2 separate regions of the Homo sapiens genome follow, and region 1 is linked to region 2. Evidence: chromatin loops called from intact Hi-C (ENCODE). Cell type or tissue: CD14-positive monocyte. All regions are shown on one strand. Each heading gives the region's core, and the rest is flanking DNA. Links, peaks and the distances in the headings are about the cores only.

Region 1 (10,844 bases), core at 1,283-9,282, 54 kb before region 2:
GCAGTGGCAGGATCTCGGTTCACTGCAACCTCCACCTCCTTAGTTCAAGAGATCCTCCTGCCACAGCCTCCTGAGGAGCTGGGATTACAGGCGCCTGCTACCACACCCGGCTAATTTTGTATTTTTAGTAGAGATGGGGTTTCACCATGCTGATCAGGCTGGTCTCGAACTCCCGGCTTCAAGTGATCCACCCACCTCAGCCTCCCAAAGTGCTGGGATTACAGGTGTGAGCCACCACATCCGGCTCAGAATTTTTTAAAAATAAAAATAAACAGAATTGGGACCTTGCAGGACAAAGAAAGAAGGGGTAGCCATGGAGAGAGGAGAAGTCACCTAAGAGAGCACACAGAGGCCAGGCATGGTGGCTCACACCTTTAATCCCAGCACTCTGGGAGGCCGATGGGGGAGGATTGCTTGAGCCCAGGAGTTTGAGACCAGCCTGGGAAACATAGTGTGACCCCATCTCTATTTAAAAAAAAAAAAAAAAAATTTAAATAGTTTTTTTTTTTTAAAGGGCACACAGAATGACAGCCCTAAGAGGCAGGCAGGTGCTAGGGTGCTGGGTAAGGGTCCTGATTCTCTGCCTAAGCCCAGAGTCCTATGGGATCCCAGGCCAATTAGAGATCTCTCAGGGACTCAGGTACCCCATACCCAGCTGCCCCTGCTAAGGCCAGGGATGCAGGACCTGTCCCTGGTCCACTGGGCCGATGTCTTCTCTCCAGCACCGCCTTGTCAATAATCATGCCATTGACAACACCCACAAACAAAAGGGCTACCCGATACCTGTTCTCTCATCCAATCATTCAAACAGCACTCCCAGCCGGAGCAGTGGCTCATGCCTGTAATCCCAGCATTTTGGGAGGCCGAGTTGGGTGGATCACGAGGTCAGGAGTTCGAGACCAGCCTGATCAACATGGGGAAACCCCATCTCTACTAAAAATACAAAAAATTAGACGGGTGTGGTAGCAGGCGCCTGTAGTCCCAGCTCCTCAGGAGGCTGTGGCAGGAGGATCTCTTGAACTCAGGAGGCAGAGGTTGCAGTGAACCGAGATCAGCCTGACCAACATGGTAAAGCCCTGTCTGTACTAAAAATACAAAAATTAGCCAGGCGTGGTGGCGCACGCCTGTAATCCCAGCTACTCAGGAGGCTGAGGCAGGAGAATTGCTTGAACCCGGGAGGTAGAGGTTGCAGTGAGCCAAGATTGTGCCACTATATACTCTAGCCTGGGCGACAGAGCAAGACTCCATTTCAAAAAATAAATAAATAAGTAAAATACAACCAACAATAAAAAAACAGCTCTCCCACACAGGCATCAGGTCTCTGCTCTCCCGTCTGTAAAATGGACCTAATGGGCTTAATAGGCCGGGCACAGTGGCTCATGCCTGTAATCCCAGCACTTTGGGAGGTCAAGGTGGGACGATCGCTTGAGCCTAGCAGTTCAAGACCAGCCTGGGACACATGGTGAAACCCCAACTCCACCAAAAACGAATACAGTAGTTAACCGGGCGTGATGGTGTGCACCTGTAGTCGCAGCTACTCAGGAGGCTGAGGTGGGAGAATGGCTTGAGCCTGGGAGGCGGAGGTTGCAGTGAGCTGAGATTGCACCACTGCACTCCAGTCTGGGCGACAGAGCAAGACCCTGTCTCAAAAAAAAGGGCCTAACAGTCCCTCCCCCGGGCAGGGCTGGCTCTGAGGCTGAAGTGAGCTGAGTGTGCACTGGGCTGTGGTAAGCACCCTGTGTGTTTGTGGTCATCACTAGGATTTGTTGGCCAAAGAGAAAAGTCTCAGGGACAGAGAGGTAGTGAGCTGGTGGCAGACAGTCCCGAGAGGCAGGCTCTCCTCATCCAGACCCTCTGGCATCTGCCTTGGCTGGTTAAAGTGGGAGGCTCAGGTGCGACCCCAGCCTAGAAGGCCCACTCTGTGCAGGCTGGGCACCCTCGTGCCTGGATTCAGATGCCTTCCCCAGAGTGTCCAGGAAGAGCAGACTCGCTGACCTCATCTGTACAATGGGCAAAGTACTGTAAGGACTGGATGGGGTCCTGTGACTAGAGACGCCTCTGGCTGAACCTGTCTCCTCCTGGGCTGAACACAGCAGCCGCAGGATTCGGGATGACGGTCAGACCTGGCCCCGCAGGAGGAAGTGGAGGGAGAGTGGCTGGGGAGGGCCGGAAGAGCCCTAAGCCTGCAGCAGGAGCTCCAGGGCTGCAACCTTCCAGGAACCACGAGCACCTACAGGACACCTGGGAGGAGGAAGGAGGAAGGAGGGAGGAGGGAGAAGGAAGTACCTAGCGCCCAACATCCAGAACCTGTCAAAGCCAGAGAAGACAGAGGAGCTTGGAGGTCTGCAGGCCCATTCCTTTGCAGGCAGAAAATCAAAGTGAGGCTCTAGAGAAATCCAGAATCTGCTCACGACCCCGGGGAAGCCAGGCCTGCAGAGCCCCTACATTGAGGGGCATGGCTGCAGAAATGCAGAAGAAAAGGCCCCAACAGCCCCAGGTCCCCCCGCTCTGGGAAATTTTTTTTGTGGAGATGGGGTCTTGCTATGTTGCCCAGGCTGGTCTCGAACTCCTGCCCTCAGGTGATCTTCCCACCTCCACCTCCCAAACTGTTGGGATTACAGCTGTGAGCCACCATGCCCGGCCTGCTCCTGTAATTATTAATGAGCCTACTGTGTACCAGGGATACAGTGCTGAGTAGATCACACTAGGCCCTGAACTCAGGGCTCACTCCGGTGGGAAAGCGGGTAGTTCATGAATGATGAGATAATCTGTCGTCACAAGCAAGTGATGGAAGTGGGTGCGGAAGAGGGGGTCTCTGAGCTGAGCCGGAGGAGGACTGGAAGGTGGTCTGTGGCATGGGGTGTCAGGCTGAAAGGAGAGGAAACAGCTCATACAAATGCCCTGTGACAGTGACAAGAAGAAGCCCTGAGCGTTTGAGAAACAACAGGGAAGCCAGGTGACCTGGGACCCACCAGCCCCAGCTCAGCGATGACAACAGAGGGGCACATGAAGTGGCCAGAGTGGCTGGGACGTCAGCCCAGCAGCCCTCAGCCCCGACCCCGGCATGTTCCTTACCTTCATGGGCGTGGGCGGCCCACAGCTGCACCATGGGCAGGTTGCTAGGGGTTGGGGAGCGGAAAGACAGGTCAGAGGGCAGTGGCACTGGGCTCCCATGGGACGAGGCCGAGGGCCCCATCCCGCTGGCCACAAAGCTGCCCAAGAAGGCCTCGCCTGCAGAGAGAAGTTGGGAGGACCGTCAGGCAGACAACCAGGGAGGCGCCGCCGCCCCAGCCCACCGCCCCGACCCACCGCCCCGAGACCGCCGCCTCTCCCCAGCTGTGTGGAGCTGATGCTGGCCAGGAGACCAAAGAGGGTTCCCCTGCTCCGGCCCCACCCCTGGGCTGCAAGATGGTCCTGGATCAACCCAACCAGACCCAGGGCTTGAGAAAGCACAATACGGCAGGAAGCCCCCCACAGCAGACCCTCAGCCCTGGGCACCCCGCACCCTCGGAGGAGGGCCTTCCACCCCTGCCGCCCAACCAGCCCAGATCCGGCCCGGCACCATTCTCCCCATCTGCAGGTGGAATCCTGAAGTCGGTGGCGCACTGGGACTTCCAGAGGCCACAGGGCAAGGCGGTGGGGGACTTACAGGCGGGGGGCTCATATGCTGAGCTCTGCAGGCCCAGAGAGGACACCCACCCTCCAGCCAGAGAATCACCTCCCACAGCAGCCCTAGCCAGCCCCGTGTGCCCATTTCACAGAAAAAGAAGGTGAGGCTCAGAGATGGGAAGTGCCAGGTCACACAGCCAGAAAGCAGGGACTCAGAATGCAGCCCTGCAGGGTGTCCCCCAGCCCATGGCTGGCACCACCGAGCCACAGTGGCTTAGGGAATGAATCCGTGATGAATGGAGCGGCAGGCGTGGGGGCCGCTAAGGGAGCCCCGTGGAGGGCAACCCCTCCAGACAGCAGGCCCCACCCCGGGGTCACTGCCAATAGGGGCCACGGGGCAGACTGCTGCTCAGAAACATGATGGAAATCAGCAGGGCCTGGGTGGAAGCCACAGCCAGCCCCGCCATGCCCCACGTGGCCAGGCCCACATCGGACAGGGTGCCTCCCAGCTGCCACCCAGGGGCTCTGTCCCACGAGCCCCAAACGCCATCCCCTCTAAGGGAAGACCCTGGCAGGCCTCTGGGTCACAGGTCAGAGAGAAGCATGCAGGCCCTGGCGCACGGGGCTTCCCTTACCAGGTCTCGGTTTGCACATCAACAAAATGGAGATAAACATGCCTCCCTTCGGGAATGATAGGGAAGGAAGCATGTGTTTAACCACAATGACAATATAATGAGGCCGAACACGGTGGCTCAAGCCTATAATCCCAGCACTCTGGGAGGCCAAGGCAGGCGAATCACAAGGTCAGGAGTTAGAGACCAGCCTCACCAACATGGTGAAACCCCGCCCCTACTAAAAAGACAAATACAAAAAATTAGCTGGATGTGGTGGCGGGCACCTGTAGTCCCAGCTACACGGGAGGCTGAGGCAGGAGAATCGCTTGAAGCTGGGAGGCGGAGGTTGCAGTGAGCTGAGATCGCTCCACTGCACTCCAGCCTGGGCGACAGAGAGAGACTCCGTCTCAAAAAAAAAAAAAAAATGCTAAAAATTAGCTGGGCGTGGTGGCGGGCACCTGTAATTTTAGCTACTCGGGAGGCTGAGGCAGGAGAATCACTTGAAGCCCGGAGGCGGAGGTTGCAGTGAGCCGAGATCGCTCCACTGCACTCCAGCCTGGGCGACAGAGAGAGACTCTGTCTCAAAAAAAAAAAAAAAAAAATGCAAAAAATTAGCTGGGCGTGGTGGCAGGCACCTGTAATTTTAGCTACTCGGGAGGCTGAGGCAGGAGAATCACTTGAACCCAGGAGGTGGAGGTTGCAGTGAGCTGAGATCGTGCCACTGCACTCCCGCCTGGGCAACAGAGTGAGACTCCGTCTCAAAAAAAAACAATATAATGATAAATAATGACAACAGGCCGGGCAAGGTGGCTCTCGCCTATAGTCTCTGGAGGCTGAGGCGAGAGGATGGGTTGAGCCCAGGAGCTGGGAGACTGCAGTGAGCTGTGACTGCAATTACAACACTGCACTCCAATCCAGGCGACAGAACAAGACCTGGACTCAAAATATAAATAATAACAATAACCAGCCATGGCACCCATTCGCTAAAAGCTGGAATGCACCAGGCACCGTGCAGCTGATTTCAAATCCTCCCAGCAACACCCTCAGGAGGTGGCAGCAAAGCACCTCCAGCTGGGTGCTACCACTGGCCAGCCCCCAGCGGAGGGATTCCGTGTGTACCCTAGAGCTACCTCCTTTAAGGCCCTGTGTTGTGAGCACTGTTTACAGGGGGCATGGATAAGTTATGTGGCTTTGCAGGAGATGTGGGCTCCTAGATGGCCCCGGTCCAGCCTGTGGGAGCTCACAGATCCCAGTCCAGCCTCTGAGTCCCCAGTGCCTCCCTTCTCCCCAATAAAGGGCCTGTATACAAGTGCTCACTGACCGCCTCCCAGGGGCACAGGATCCCAGAATATCCAACCCATCTTCTTTGGGGTACATGTGGGGAAACTGAGGCAAAGAAGGGCAGGGCCTCCACCTTGGGCCCCAAAGACAGGAGTGGGCAGAGCAGCAAGGGGTGCCCTCGGGCCACACGCCATCACCACCACCCCGTGTCCGGCCCCCAACACTCCAGTCCAGCCAGGCCCAGCCCCCTCACCGGACTCCAGCGCCAAGCCCTCGGGCCCCGGGGCCTCGGTGGCCAGTCAGTTCATCCATGCGGCCCAAGCCGGGGCAGCAGGGCCTCCAAGCCCTGCTGAGCCCCGGGCTTCCGCCTTGCTGTGGCAGGCGGGTGGGTAGAAGGCTCCGGAAGCCAGCAGCCAGGGTTTGCGCAAGAGCTTACATCAGCCGCCAGCTCTTCCTGCCGCAGGCTGCACGGAAGCCTAATGGCCCAGGCCGGCCCCTGCCCGGGCTTGTGAAACCCGCCCAGCAGCACCCAGGCCCGGATGCCAGCCAACGGCTCCTGCCCACCACAGGGCTCAATGGCACCCAAAGCCCCTCCTCCCAGGCTGGGCGGGGCAGCCGGGAACCCCCAGCATCCCCAGCAAGGCAGTGCCGTTCTCAGTGCCTCAGTCTGCCACTCTGTAAAATGGACACACAATCCCCACTCAGCTATGGCGATGAGGCCAGCGTGCCACCCCCCTCACCTCACTCTCCAGAACAAACAAACTTCTCCCTGGTCACGTCAGGAGCCTGCCCCTTTCCCGCCTGGCCCGTCAGGCACGAACTCCCAGGCCTCCTAGAATGCTCCTCCTTCACTCCCACCTCGGGTCTCCCTGGGCCCCAGAGAAGCCTCCAACAGCCACACGACCCAAGCAGGCCCCAAGTGACCTGTGACCACCCACAACCCCTCGGAAACAGATCTGCCAGCCTCCTTGTGGATTTCATGCCTCTGTCTTCCCCGAGAGACAGTTCCCTCCTTGAGGGCGGGGACTATCTTCCTTACTTCCTGCCATATCACAGTGGCTGGAACCTGCCACCTGTGACCTGCCACCCAGGACATACTTCTATTTGGGATTACCCAATTGCACGAGTGTTGTTTCTTTTTTTAGAGACAGGGTCTCACTCTGTTCAATTCACCCAGGCTGCAGTGCAGTGGCTCGATCATAGCTCGCTGCAGCCTCCAACTCCTGAGCTCAATCAATCCTCCAGCCTCAGCCTCTTGGGTAGCTGGGACCACAGGCACACATCATCAGGCCCAGCAAAAAAAAATTTTTTTTTTTTTGAGATGGGAGTTTCGCTCTTGTTGCCCAGGGTGGAGTGCAATGGCGCGATCTCGGCTCACCGCACCTTCCGCCACCCGGGTTCAAGTGTTTCTCCTGCCTCAGCCTCCCAAGTAGCTGGGATTACAGGTATACCCCACGACGCCTGGCTAATTTTGTATTTTTAGTAAAGATGAGGTTTCTCAATGTTGGTCAGGCTGGTCTCGAACTCCCAACCTCAGGTGATCCACCCGCCTCATCCTCCCAAAGTGCTGGGATTACAGGCGTGAGCCACCGTGCCTGGCCACCCAGCTAATTTTTTTCTTTTTCTTTTTTGCAGAGATGAGGTCTTGCGATGTTGCCCAGGCTGGTCTCAAACTGCAGGCCTCAAGCAATCCTCCTGCCTTGGCCTCCCAAAGTGCTGGGATTACAGGCATGAGCCACCGTGCCCGGCCTCTTTTCTTTTTTTTAAAGACAGGGTCTCTCTCTGTTCACCCAGGCTGTAGTGCAGTGGCTCAATCATAGCTCACTACAGCCTCCAACTCCTGAGCTCAATCAATCCTCCAGCCTCAGCCTCCTGGGTAGCAGGGACCACAGGCACACACCATCACACCCCACTAATTTTTTTCTTTCTCTTTTTTGTAGAGATGGGGTCTTACTATGTTGCCCAGGCTGGTCTCAAACTCCTGGCCTCGTGCGATCCTCCTGCCTTGGCCTCCCAAAGTGCTGGGATTACAGGCATGAGCCACCCTGTCCAGCCATAAATGTGATTTCCAATGTTCCCAGGGCCAACGCAAAGAGATACACATTAGGGTGAGGAGAGGATCAAGGCATCCCGCAACTCACAAAAGAGGCTCTAAAATAAACCCCGAAGAAGCACAGCCCATGCCAGGCCATCCTGCCTGGTCTCCTTCCATCTCTAGACTATACTCCAAGCCCCCACAGTGCCCCCCTGCCCCACCCACTGCTCACACCCACACCCAAGGACCGAGCAGTTGCCATCCCCCCGTTTCACCAAGAAGGATGCAAGCCTCAGGGTGCCAGGGGGCACTGAGTTAGGCCCAGAGCTCACTGGCCTCTCGAAAGACTTGACTGGAATCCCTCATACCAACCTGCGGTATGGGGGTCTCCCTGCCTCTCGCCCTAGGCTGAGCTCAAGACCTGGCTCCCCAAATCAAGTAACTGGCTGCCGCCTACTCACCCCAGTTATTATCTCACCCGACACCTTAGAAGCTAAGACCAATGACCGTCAAAACCTAAAACACACACCTGGGCACAGTGGCTCACACCTATAATCCCAGCACTTTGGGAGGACGAGGCGGGCAGATCACTTGAGGCCAGGAGTTCAGCCTGGCAGACATGGTAAAACCCCATCTCTACCAATAATACAAAATTAGCCGGGCGTGGTGGCACACAACTGTAATCCCAGCTACTCAGGAGGCTGAGGCAGGGGAATTGCTTGAACCCAGGAGGCAGAGGCTGCAGTGAGCCAAGATCGCGCCACTGCACTCCAGCCTGGGCAACAGTGCGACACTGTGTCTCAAAAACAAAAACAAAAAAACCTAAAACACACAGCCGGCACGATGGCTCACACCTATAATACCAGCACTTTGGGAGGCCTAGGCGGGTGGATCGTGGATCACTTGAGGTCAGGAGTTCGAGACCAGCCTGGCCAACATGGCGAAAACCACCCCCCGCCCCCGCCCCGTCTCTACTATAAATACAAAAATTAGCTGGGCGTGGTGGCAGGCGCCTATAGTCCCAGCTACCTGGGGAGCTGAGGTGGTGCGATCATGACTCACTGCAGCCTCAACCTCCCGGGCTCAAGCAATCGCCCCACCTTTGCCTCCTGAGTAGCTGGGACTGCAGGTGTGCACCACCATGTACAGCTCATTTTTATTTTTTCTTTTTCGTAGAGTCAGGATCTCACTATGTTGCGAAGTCTGGGGTCTAGAATTCCTGGGCTCAAGCGATCCTCCCACCTCGGCCTCCCAAAGTGCTGGGATGACAGACCTGAGCCATTGAGCCTGGTCTATGATTATTGTTATTATTTATGGTTACAAACCCTGGAGCTCAGAGAAGCTAAAAGCACCTACTACAAGGTCAGAGTCCGTGTCTGCTTCTAGCCAAATGCCATTTGTCCTTGCTTAAAACAAAAATTCAGAGCTGGGAGTGGTGGCTCATGCCTGTAATCACAGCACTTTGGGAGGCAGAGGCGGGCGGATCACCTGAGGTCAGGGGTTCTAGACCAGCCTGACCAACATGGTGAAACTCCGTCTCTATTTAAAATACAAAAATTAGCCGGGCATGGTGTCGTGTCCCTATAGTCCCAGCTACTCGGGAGGTTTTTAGGAAGGAGAATCACTTGAACCTAGGAGGTGGAAGGTGCAGTGAGCCGAGATCACGCCACTGCACTCCAGCCTGGGCGACAGAGTGAGACTCTCTCTCAAATAAATAAATATTCAATTTTGAAACCATAGATAGCTGGTGATTACACAGGATGAATACACCAAACACCACTAAAGTATACACATTTCAAATGGTTAATTGTATGCCACGTGAATTTCACCTCCATGAAAAAAATGCAAGCTGTAGCCTGGCGTGGTGGCTCACACCTTTAATCTCAGCACTACCAGAGGTCAAGGTGGGCAGCAGATCACTTCAGCCCAGGAGTTCAAGACCAGCCTGGGCTGATAGAGACTCTTATCTCTACAAAAAAATACAAAAAAATTAACCGGGTGTGGTGGTGCACGCCTGTAACCCAGCTACCCTGGAAGCTGAGGTGGGAGGATTGCTCGAGCACAGGAGGCTGAGGCTGCAGTGAGCTGAGATTTCGTGCAGCCTGGGAGACAGAGCAAGACCCTGTCTCAAAAAAAATTTATTAAAAATTAAAACTAAGGCCAGGTGCGGTGGCTCACGCCTGTAATCCCAATGCTTTGGGAGGCCGAGTGACTCACCCACCATGTCTGGCCCACCAATGCAATCTTCCCTCTGCAACAGTAGTTGCTGGGGACCCTTCTAGAAACTGTATGGTGGGCACCTGAAGTCCTCCCTGGTTCGAGTCGGGGGGGGGCGGGGGGGCTGCATGTGATCATGATAGGGATATAAGTTCCTTAAACAGCAAAGAACCAGAAGGCTTTGTCACTGCCAATGGGCTAGTCCAGAGTAGCTCCGGCCCACCTCTGCCCCTCGCCCTGAATCAGGTCCTCCCTCCAGATATACAGGGAAGACCCTGCACACTCCCGCCTGTCTATACCCTAACTCCTTCACTCCCTTCTCTTACAGCTCAGCCTTCCCTGTCCTTTTTCACATTGCAACTTACCCTGCCACGCCCTTTCCTGAAATGTTTTTCTCCACTGCTTATCACCTGTTATCACAGGTGTTAGTTCCTTATTGTCTCTGCCCACTGAAGACAGCAAGCTTTTCTTTGAAAGGGTGTCTGCTGCCTGTTGCCAGGAAAGCACCCAGACAGTAAACGATTGGGCGTTGCTCTGTACCAATAAAACTTTATTTACAAAAACAAGACGTGGGCCACATTTGGCTAGACTGCTCACCCCAGCATTACTAGGTATGCTACGAGTTATTTTTTATTCCTAGTCCTATGCTGCACATCGGAGGTACTCAAGTAGTATTTACGGTAGGAACTGGGCACAGTGGCTCATGCCTGTAATCTCAACACTTTGGAAGGCCAAAGTGGGAGGACCGCCGGGAGCTTAAGAACGGCCTGGTTGGCCGGGCGTGGTGGCTCACACCTGTAATCCCAGCACTTTGGGAGGCCGAGGCGGGCAGCTCACAAGGTCAGCAGATCAAGACCATCCTGGCTAACACGGTGAAACCCCGTCTCTACTAAAAACAAAAAGAAAAAATTAGCTGGGCGTGGTGGCGGGCCCCTGTAGTCCCAGCTACTCCGGAGGCTGAGGCAGGAGAACGGCATGAACCCGGGAGGCGGAGCATGCCGTGAGCTGAGATCATGCCACTGTACTCCAGCCTGGGCAACACAGCGAGACTCTGTCTCAAAAAAAAAAAAAAAAAAAAAAAGAACAGC
Region 2 (10,844 bases), core at 1,451-9,450:
AAAACAACAACAACAACAACAAATAGTTGCATGTCAATTTTCCCATTGCAGGGGGTTGGATGATGTTCCCCCAAAACTTCCTGTCCACCTGTGACCTCAGAATGTGACCTTATTTGGAAACAGGATCTTTGCAGGTGTCATTGGTTAAGTATCTCAAGAGGAGATCATCCTGGGCTTAGGATGGGCCCTAAATCCAGTGACCGGTGTCCTTCCAAGAAAAGGAGGGGCGCCGGGCGGGCTGGTTCACACCTGTAATCCCACCGCTTTGGGAGGCCAAGGCGGGCGGATCATGAGGTCAGGAGATCGAGACCATCCTGGCTAACATGGTGAAACCCCGTCTCTACTAAAAACACAAAAAATTAGCCAGGCGTGGTGGCGGGTGCCTGTAGTCCCAGCTACTCGGGAGGCTGAGGCAGGAGAATCACTTGAACCTGGGAGGTGGAGGTTGCAGTGAGCTGAGATCATTCCATTGCACTCCAGCCTAGGTGACAGAGAGAAACTCCATCTCAAAAAAAAAACAAAGAAAAAAGAAAAGAAAAGGAGGGGACACAGGCACAGAGAAGGCCATGTGACGACGGAGACAGATGGGAGCGATGCAGCTACAGGCCTGGGAACACCGAGGATTTCTGGAGCCTCGGGAAGCTGCAGGGAGGGCTGGAACGGAGCCTCCCCGACGGCCTCCAGAAGCAGCCAGCCCTGCCCACACCTTGAGTTCGGACTGCTGGCCTCCAGCACTGTGCAAGAGCAAACTCCTGTCATTAGAAGCAACCTAGGCTGTGGCCACCCGCCCATCTCCCTAGGAGGTCTGGCTGCTCTTGGATACCCGGAGCCTCCTACCTCAGCTTGCTGGGCACTGACCTTGAGCGTTGCTCCCTCGACCTGCAGTGCTCCCTGCAGCGCCCCACCCCATGGGGGACACAGGAGGGGACTCTCAGAGCCGTCCCCCCGACAGGCCGAGGCTCCTCCCAGGAGAGGACCCCACTGCCCCGCCAGCACTGGACACTGGACACTGTTTTCCATAAACATTTCTTTGAACTGAATTTCATTCTTCTCACCCAAGAAATCTCTGGAAAACAATGCTGAGGCCAGGGTGGAGTGCCGGGGAGAGGGGATGTTTTAATGGTTTGTGGAGGGTTTTCTGTTTTGTTTTGTTTGTTTTTTTCTGGCATTGTCTCTCTCTTCTGATTTCCCTGTAACTGACAGGGAGGAAATGGATTCTGAAAATGGGTTCCTTCCCACCCCTGGGGGCTCTGAGATCAAAGTGTGGTGGGGCCGGGTGGACAGGACTTGGTGCTCCGAGGTGGGGTCCTTCCTGATTCCCTCCCACCTTCTCCACCATGCCCCCCTTTACCCAACGGGGCCTGGCCAGGAAGGGGCATACCAGGGGGCTATTCTGGGGGACAGGTCTCCAGGGCACCTGCCCTGCGTGCCCACCCAGTGAGGGGTTCCTGGCCCAGAGTTGCCCCCTCAGCATATCCCAGGGGGCTGGTGACCCTGTAGGCCCCTCCACTTTGCTAAAGAGGATACAGGGAGGGTTGGTGGCCCAGAACTCACGAACCACTGCTGACCAGGAATGGCCAAGGGAGGCCCACACAGAACACCCAATCCCACAGCCACCTGCTCTAGTACCACTTGGGGCCTCTCCAGCCACTGGCCTGGCTGCATTTGCTCTCCAAAACTGCCACTTTCTTTTAGTTTTTAAGGGACAGGCTCTTGCTCTGTCACTGAGGCTGGAGTCCAGTGGCACAATCATAGCTCACTGCAGCCTCAAACTCCCGGGCTCAAGCGATTCTCCCACCTCAGCCTCCTGAGTAGCTGGGACCACAGGCACACGCTACCACATTGGGTGTTTGGATGGATGAGTAGATGGGTGGATGGGTGGGTGGGTGGGTAGGTGGATCGGTGGGTGAATGAGTAGATGGGTGAGTGGATGGATGGATGGATGGATGAGTGTGTGGATGGATGGATGGATGGATGGATGGAGAAGTGGATAGATGAGTGAATGGATAGGTGGATGGGTGGGTAGATGGATGGACAGGTGGGTGGGTGGGTGGGTAGGTGAACGGAAGAGTGGGTGGATGGGTGAATGGATGGATGGATAGATAGATAGATAGATAGATAGATAGATAAACAGACAGACAGATAGGCTAATGGATGGATGAATTCGTGCTTTCTGTCCCTTGACCTGGTCTACAAGCCACTTCCCCAGCTAGACAAAGAGAGCTTAGAACCCCATCCCTGCCAGGAAACAGACAAAAGCTGTCGGGGTCTTTTTTCTCTCTCTCAGCCTTACCTGGGACACACAGAGCTTTACGGTGGGGCCTTGTTCCAGTTGCTGCAGGCTGCCATTCCTGAAGGTCGGGGGACAAGCTGCCTCTTCAACCCCAGCTCTGCTGGGGGCTCCTCAGCGGCTGGGGGAGTTGTGGGTGGGGCAGGAGACCTGGCGAGAAGCTCACGGGTACCCTCACCCACCTCATCCCGCCCTGTGCCCAGCCCTGACCCCAGCCCTCCCTCTTTGTACCTCACCCCGTGGAAGGAAACACACTGAAGGTGGGGAGGGGTGGGCCAGAGCCTCAGACTCCTAAGACAAAGGGAGAAAAATGGACCGAAGAGAGGCAGGGGGTAGACGCAGGCACTGCCTTTTTTCTTTTGTAGACAGGGTCTCACTCTTGTTCAGGCTGGAGTGCAGGGCGCCATCATAGCTCACCACAGCCTCCAACTACTGGGCTCAAGTGATCCTGCCTCAGCCTCCAAAGTAGCTGGGACGACAGGCATGCATCACCATGCTTGGCCAATTTTTGTATTTTTTGTACAGATGGGGTCTCACTCTGTTGCCCAGGCTGATCTTGAACTCCTGGCCTCCAGTGATCCTCCTCAGCCTCCCAAATCTTGGGGATTACAGGCATGAGCCACCACCCCCAGCCTTATTTCCTGACATTTCTATGGTAAAATTGATTGCTTTTATAATCAGAAAAAATATACAGTGAGACTTAAAGACACGGTCTGTAACCTTGAGAGGCCAAAACAGCCCGCAGAGGGACAGGCGACTGGCCATTTTGATGCTAGGGCCCCAGGCACGAAGCAGGCAAGTCCCCCCTCCCCACTTTGGCCGGCGAGACTTTGAAAAGAAAGCTGGACGTGCAGGAGCAGGGGTTGGGAAGGGGAATTCCAGGAAGGGGCCTGGGACTGGGGCCCTGGAACCATGGTGGCCCCCCAGGCCAGATCCACCCCTGGACAGGTGCAAGGACTCTGGGAGCGGCCCCAAGGATCCAAATACCTTCCTCAGCAGCCCCTTTAATTTGCTTTCTGCAGAAAGTAAGCTAATGCCGGCAGCGGAGACTTCATTTAGGAGAAGAGCAGGCCTCGGCATATCCCTAGCATTGGCAGCATTCCTGGGAGGAGAGGAGGGGAAGGCTGGGGAGGGGAGGGAGACTGGGCTAGAGGGAGCCCGCAGATTCACCTAATTCCAGGGTGGAATTGCTCGCCAGCCACCGTGCCCTCCATCATTCTCCAGAGGCCCCACCTAGTTTCCTCATTCATCAGTCACCAGGCCTTGTCCTATGGCCCAGCCGGGGGGAGATGTCAAGGCCAGGGACCCCTCTGAGGCTCAGAGAGGGGTGCGTAGCAGGAGCAGTAAAGCCAGGACTGGGCACGGTGGCTCACACCTGTGATCCCAGCACTTAGAGAGACAGAGGCAGGAGGATCGCTTGAAGCCAGGAGTTCAAGACCAACATGGTGAGACCTCTGTCTCTGCCAAAAAAAAAAAAAAAGTACATATATATACACACGTATATATATATACGTGTGTATATATATACGTGTATATATATACGTGTGTATATATATACGTGTATATATATACGTGTGTATATATATACGTGTATATATATACGTGTGTATATATATACGTGTATATATATACGTGTGTATATATATACGTGTATATATATACGTGTGTATATATATACGTGTATATATATACGTGTGTATATATATACGTGTATATATATACGTGTATATATATACGTGTGTATATATGTATATATATACAAATTTTTTAAAAGCCAGGACCTGCCTGGCCCAAGCTTCCTCCCTGGGGCCTCAGTAGATGGTTCTAGACAGTGGAATTCGTGTTCTAGGCCTGGGGCTCTGACCTCAGAGGCCCTGTCAGGAGATTCAAACCAAGAAGTGAAATGCAGTGAAATTCAGACTTGTGCCTCTGTATACGCCGCGGACACGTGTGTGCAAAGGCGTGTGCATGTGCGTGTGCCTTGCTTCCTGGGTCAAAGTGGCTTCTGATCCAGAGATACTTTGAAGTTCCTTTTTTTTTTTTTTTTTTTTTTAGAGAGAGGGTCTTGCTCTGTCACCCAGGCTGGAGTGCAGTGGCGCGATCACAGCTCACTGCAGCCTCAAACTCCTAGATTCAGGCAATCCTCCTGCCTCAGCCTCGCAAGTAGCTGGGATCGAAAGCGTGCGTCACCACACCTGGCTAATTTTTAAATTTTTTCTAGAGACAGAGTCTGGCTATGTTGCCCAGGCTGGTCTTGAACTCCTGGCCTGAAGCAACCTTCTGCCTCAGCCTCCCAGGTATCTGGGACTGCAGATGTGCACCACCATCCCCAGCTAATTTTTAAATTTTTTCTAGAGATAGAGTCTGGCTATGTTGCACAGGCTAGTCCTGAACTCCTGGCCTCAAGCAGTCTTCCCACCTTGGCCTCCCAAAAAGCTGGGTTTAGGCGAGGCACGGTGGCTCACGCCTGTAATCCCAGCACTTTGGGAGGCCAAGGCAGGCAGATCACTTGAGGTCAGGAGTTTGGGGCCAGCCTGGCCAACATGGTGAAACCCTGTCTCTACTAAAAATACAAAAAATAGCCAGGCATGGTGGTGTGCGCCTGTAATCCCAGCTACTCGGGAGGCTGAGGTAGGAGAATTGCTTGAACCTGGGAGGCGGAGGTTGCAGTGAGCCAAGATCGTGCCACTGTACTCTAGCCTGGGCGACAGAGCGAGCCTCCGTCTCAAAAAAATAAAACAAAATAAAAGGTTGGGTTTATAGGCATGAGCCACTGCACCTGGCCACTTCTAAGTCTTACTGGTTCCCTGCTCTGGGCAAGGCCTGGGCACAATTTTACAGACGGGGAAAATGAGGCCCAGGATCCCACGGTGGTAGAACCGGCTTCTCACAGGCCTGCCGACTGGAAACTCCTCACAGGGTTCCCCCTGAGCCAACATCCCCCTCCCGTGATCCCAACCAGAGCTCCTTGCTGTCCTGGGCTGTGTCCCCAATGGCGGGGCTGTGTCTCCGGCTCCTGGCCTAGGTGGCTCTGAGGGCACCTCTCTGGGCCTGGTCTGGCTGGAGGGGGCCCCAGGAGAGGGTCCCACAGGCGCCCCCCACCAGTCCGCGCCTGCTCCTTCCAGATTCTGCAGGCTCTGGTGACACCTGCTGGCCACGCATCCCATCACCATAGCAACCCAGGCTGGGCCTCTCAGCCCCCAGCAAGGCTGGGATGGGTGGGTTCACCCAGGCTGGAGGGTGGGGGGTGTGGAGGCACTGGGGGCGGAGCACACCCGCCTGACCCACCATCTTCTTTCCTCATGGGAAACTCTCAGCCCCAGGAAACTCCTGTGCCCGGCTTAGGTCCCCTCCTACTCTCTCCCCTTCTCCTGTCCAACGGCTCCGAGAGCTTGGAGTTCTCACCCAGCCCCCAGTCAGTGACTCCAGCTGAGACATCACCTCCCCGCAGGCCTTCAAGGTTCCCATCTCAGACACAACGACTCCACCCCCACTGTGTGGGGCCCCAGGCCTCAGCTCAGAGGGGCCCCACCTCCCGCCACCCCCCTCCAGCTCCTCTGGGTCCCTCTGCTCAGTCCCCCTGGCCTGTGTCCACTTCACCCCAAGTCCTTCACCATGCCCTGAACGGAGCCTATCTCCCGTCACCCGGACAGTCACCTGTCACCTTGGCGCTGTCACAGCTCAGCCCCATCCCCAGCTTCTCTGTGGCCCCCACAGACTCAGCAGGCTTTCGCAGACACACAGACACCTGTCCTGCCCGCGCTGTGCCTCAGGGAGAGGCGCAGGTCCCACCAAGCTGCACTGCCAGCCCCATAAACGGCCCTGCGGTTCCCACCCGGGGGCTCTGCACCTGCGGCTCCCTCCCCAGAATGCTTTTTCCAGCTTCCTCAGTCTTGCTAACAGTGATTCAGCCAAGCCTTCCAGAACATTCCGCCGGCTGTGACCTCCCCAAACCCTGCTCTGTGTTCCTCACACTGTCATGGCCTGGGGACTGTCCCATCCCAGCCAGGCCTCCTCCGTGGTGCTGCCATGATTTCAGGATCCCCACGTGTCCAGGGCTGAGCCCAGGGCCGACCTAGGAGGTGTCTGCTGCCCTGATCCTCTTGACCCTCCCACTCCAGGCCCCAGTCCCACCCCAGGAGGGTCCTCCCCATCCCCACTCTCCCCTCCTCCCAGGGTCTGCAGGGAGCAGCTGGGCCACCACTTTGCCCAGAGGCAGTCCTGGGGCACAACCTGAGCCCACGTACCCAGCGTGGCACAGCCAGGGACGCAGTGCACAGGAGAGGGCTTAAGGGACCTCCCTGGAGACCCCCAAGTGGCTCCTCGAGTGACGGGGGCTGGTCATGGACGTTGAACCACCTGGAGGGAGGCTGTGTGGAGAGGCCGAGCTCAAGAGACAGAGCCTTGGTCCTCCTGCCTGCCCCAGGGTGGCCTGTGGTCCTGGGCTGGCCACCACCTCTCGGGGCCTCAGTCTCCCCATCTGCACTGGAGCGGGTGGGCACACTTGACCCCATGGCTTGGCAATGCCTGGCCACACTGCAGGGGCCGAGGGGGTGGCCAGCCCTGCCCCTGATGCCCACCACACCCTAGGGACGGCTCAGAGCCCAGCCGCTCCTGGGGGCCTGGTCTATGCCTGTCCCTGGCCCCACACCCCGCAGTCTGGTGGCAGCTGCTGCACCCGCACCTGGAATGTCCCTGAAATCCCCAAACCTCAGCTGACCCCATGGGGGAAAGAGGGCTGGAACCTGCCCCCCTCTCCTCCCCTCCAAGGTGCAGACCCACCCTGTCCCCACACAGAGGGCACACTGAGTGCCCTGCCCCGCCCCGCTCTGCCCAGAGAGGCCGGAACATCAGGGGAGCTTGGGCCAGTCTGGCCACGCCTTGGAAATAGTGGCCACGCATCAGCCCGGGGAGGCCCCAGGCCTGGTCAGCCTCCAGGTCCTGCCCGCCAGGCTCAGCTTCCCGGCCCTCCCGCCTCCTCTCCCCGCTCCGGTTAATCTGTCAGTTCCATCTGTCTCTGTCTTGTTTGTCTCTCTATCTCTGTCTCAGTCTGTCTCGATCTCTGTCTCTGCCTTGCTATCTCTGTCTCCATCTGCCTCTCTCTCTGTCTCTGCCTATTTGTCTGTCTCTGTCTCTCCATCTCTCTCTCTCTTTATTTTTAAAATTTTCTTTTATATAGAGACAGAGTCTTGCTGTGTTGCCCAGGCTGGTCTTCAACTCCTGGGCTCCAGTGATCCTCCAGCCTTGGGCTCCCTAAGTGCTGGGATTACAGGTGTGAACCACCGTGCCCAGCCAAGAAACATCTCTAAACCCCTCTCTTCCTCCCAGCAGTGACTGTGAAGGGCACTGGGGACAAATCCCTTTTTGAAAGGATCTTCTGGATGATGTCATGGATTTGGGCCTCTTCCTGCTGGGGGTCACTGGGTGGTACTTCTTGGCCATCCAGCCAATAGCAACAGGCCAGCATGTGATGACGTCACTGTCACCCCCACTGTCTCCTCGGGTTCCAAGGAGCAAGAGGCTTGCACCATTCCTCTCTAATCTGAGATGGATTTTGTGGGTTTGCGTGGGGGGAAGGTTTTGTTTTTTTTTTTTTTAGCAAGAATCTTCTTAAGCCATACACCCATCTCATTAGGATTAGTTTTGTTAATCTATAGATCCACTTATTCGGCCGCACGCCAGCCTCCGAGTGTCCCAAACACGAAGTCAAAGGGTGAGCAGAGCACCTCGGGCCGGCCCTCCTCCCCTGGGAGGATCCACCTCTCCCATGGGACAGGGACAGCTACGACTTTCGGCGGCTCCCTTCTAGGCACTGTTCCAAGCATCTCATGGACTGTTCTGTGTCTCCTCCCAAAGGAGGAGGGGGAAACTGAGGCCTCAGGAAAGGGGCAGCTTGCACAGAGCCATACAGCCGGGGCCTCAGATAAATGTGATTGCTCCAGATCCCTACCAGCACAAGTCAGGCAAATCTGTACATTCAATGTTAGCAAAGTTTGGTTGGTTGGTTGGTTGTTTTTTAGAGAGAGGGTCTCACTGTGTTGCCCAGGCTAGTCTTGAACTCGAGCTCAAGTGATCCTCCTGCCTCAGCCTCCAAAGTGCTGGGATTACAGGCATGAGCCACTGCTACTGGCCTGCAAAGTTTTTGTTTGTTTGGTTTGAGAGTCTTGCTTTGTCACCCAGGCTGGAGAACAGTGGCACAATCATGATTCACTGCAGCCTCCACTTCCTGGGCTCAAGCGATCCTTCTGCCTCAGCCTCCCAAGTAGCTGGGACTGCAGGCATGCACCACTACACCCGGCTAATTTATTTATTTATTTATTTTTTTTGAGACGGAGTTTTGCTCTTTTGCCCAGGCTGGAGTGCAGTGGCACAATCTCAGCTCACTGCAACCTCTGCCTTCCAGGTTCAAGCGATTCTCCTGCCTCAGCCTCCTGAGTAGCTGGGATTACAGGTGCCTGCCACCAAACCTGGCTAATTTTTGTATTACTATTAAAGATGGGGTTTCACCGTGTTGGCCAGGCTGGTCTCGAACTCCTGACCTCATGATCCACCTGCCTCCGCCTCCCAAAGTGCTGGGATTACTGGTGTGAGCCACGGTGCCGAGCCACATCCGGCTAATTTTTTAAGATTTCTGATTATTGTAGAGATGGGGTCTCACTATGTTGCCCTGGCTGGTCTTGAACTCTTCCTGGCCACAAGTGATCCTCCTGCCTCGGCTGTTTTATTCTTATTTTATAGAAAAGAATAACTTAAAAAGAAAGTGTTATTTTTTTTTTCTCACGTGAGTAAATGATCTTGTGCATCCACTCCAGAGGCCACTGGATTAGTATCAGTTTGATGTCTTGTTACCCATCCAGACTGATTTCTGAGAAGCAGGAGGAAAGAAATGAGTTCCTCAATGAGTGAAAAGAAAGAACCTCATTTTACAGATGGGGCCCTGAGTGAGGCTCAGAGAGGTTCAGGAAGCTGCCCCAGGGCACACAGCGAGGGAGCAACAGAGCCTGGGAGCCGAGGACAGGGACACCCTCCAGCCTGCAGGGCCCCATCAGCACCCAGGTTGCAGAGTGGGGACTCACGGAGGAGAAGGCGTCCCCAGGGCATAAGACGCCTCCCCCACTGCCCATCAGCGCAGATGGCCACCCGAGCTGCCAGTGAGAGAGGACGCGCTGCTTGGCTAAGCCGCTGTTGTTTGGGATTTTCTATCTCTCGAATCCTAAAGGGTAGAGTTTGCTTACCAATGCCGCCCTCACCCCTACAGTTGGGGAAACCAGAGCCTGGAGGGTGGTGCTCTAAGAGTGATCCCAGTCACACTGGCACTCCGAGTGCCACCTTCCACGCCGTCACTTTAGGAGTTTGCTGTGAGGTTAGCCTCATCAGCAAACTCGAGGCTGGCTTCCTATCCTCTTGCTCAGGGAGCAACCCTGGCACTACTGGGGAGGACTCTTGGGGATTATCTTGAGAGCACTCTCAGAGGAGCACTCCAAGGAGTACTCTTTGGGAGCATATCTGGGGAGCACTCTTGGGGGGGAACATATCTGGGGAGCAGTATCGGGAGCACCTGCAGGGAGTATTCTCGGGCATATGCTTGGGTAGCACTCTCAAGGAGCACTCAGGGCACATACTTGAACATTCTCAGGCCACATACTTGGGGAGCACCCTCAGGGAAGTACTCTAGGGAGTACTCTTGGGGAGCCTATCTGGGGAGTAGCATCAAGGAGCACTCTCGTGGGAGCACTACCTTAGTCTCCTTGCTCGCCACTGGCTTCACTGGCGTCAGAAGCAATTCCACAAGCCCAGCCCCTCCTGTCCTCCCTGATTCCCCACAGGACAGTGCCATCCCCTCGGTGGGAATGGGCTCCTATTATGGGTTTGCATTCCCATGGCGCCAAGTCGGTCCTGAGAAGATCCTCCGGGATTGCTGACCATCCACTTCCCCGCAGGGGGGCTCAAACCCAGGCTGTGAATTCGGGGAAGTGGGAAACAGAACTTTTTGGATGTCCCTAGATGGTGCCTCCCCCCCACCCCCACTACACACACACAAACACACACACACACACACACACACCACTTCCATGGCGCCAGGAGAGAGTTTGGTCCTTCAGCAAGATCACACTCTTCTCCATATGACCCCAGCCAATGAGCGGGCGAGACCTGGCCATCTCTGCCCCATGCGGGACTCTCTCATGGGCCGTGCTGGCTCCAGCATCGCAGTCTAACAGCTCCCTGCCGCATTTCGTTCCCTCTGTGCTCCTTCCCCAGTGTCACTCCTCCTTCAAACCCCAAGAACCCGTTTGCCCTCCGCAGTCCTTCTCAGCATCTGCTTCCTGAACGACCCAACCTCCGTTCTGCACTGGCCCGGTCACCCCACCGAAACTGGCAACTCCTGCTCCCACCTAACGTCATCATGGGACCTAAAAGCAGACCAGTCCCCACTGCTGTCCTCCCCGAGGCTCAGCTCTGCCCAGGAACCCGCTGCCTGCTCCCATCCCTGGTCCTTTAGGCCCATGGCATCTGCTCTCTCGGGACAGTGCTCCCCCTGCACCAGTCAGCCTGC

The links. A loop is a pair of places that touch in the nucleus more often than their neighbours do. Peaks named below come from ENCODE experiments on the same cell type or tissue, not always from the same donor. Only the 100,000 strongest peaks of a DNase experiment are listed, where the experiment ranks them.
Region 1: a loop joins it to region 2, with 4 times the contacts of the local background. A loop is called at or near these places in 13 of 110 quality-filtered maps.

The regions. Positions count from the first base shown.
Region 1 is chr7:5,391,365-5,402,208 of GRCh38, forward strand. It overlaps TNRC18 (trinucleotide repeat containing 18), which reads right to left. Exons shown (of 30, transcript NM_001080495.3): 3 at 3,076-3,231. Among named protein-coding and RNA genes, the nearest start is that of TNRC18-AS1, 22 kb to the right of the region's middle. RefSeq lists enhancers at 6,268-6,637, 10,060-10,561. In CD14-positive monocyte, for the core only: CTCF peaks have their summits at 5,301 (motif pointing right) and 5,504; DNase peaks (open chromatin) are centred at 5,297 and 5,977; H3K4me3 peaks cover 1,973 bases; H3K27ac peaks cover 6,430 bases.
Region 2 is chr7:5,445,433-5,456,276 of GRCh38, forward strand. It overlaps a transcript of FBXL18 not described here. Among named protein-coding and RNA genes, the nearest start is that of LINC02983, 22 kb to the left of the region's middle. RefSeq lists enhancers at 279-1,111, 6,199-6,904, 10,273-10,773. In CD14-positive monocyte, for the core only: CTCF peaks have their summits at 5,442 (motif pointing left) and 5,641; DNase peaks (open chromatin) are centred at 5,459 and 7,739.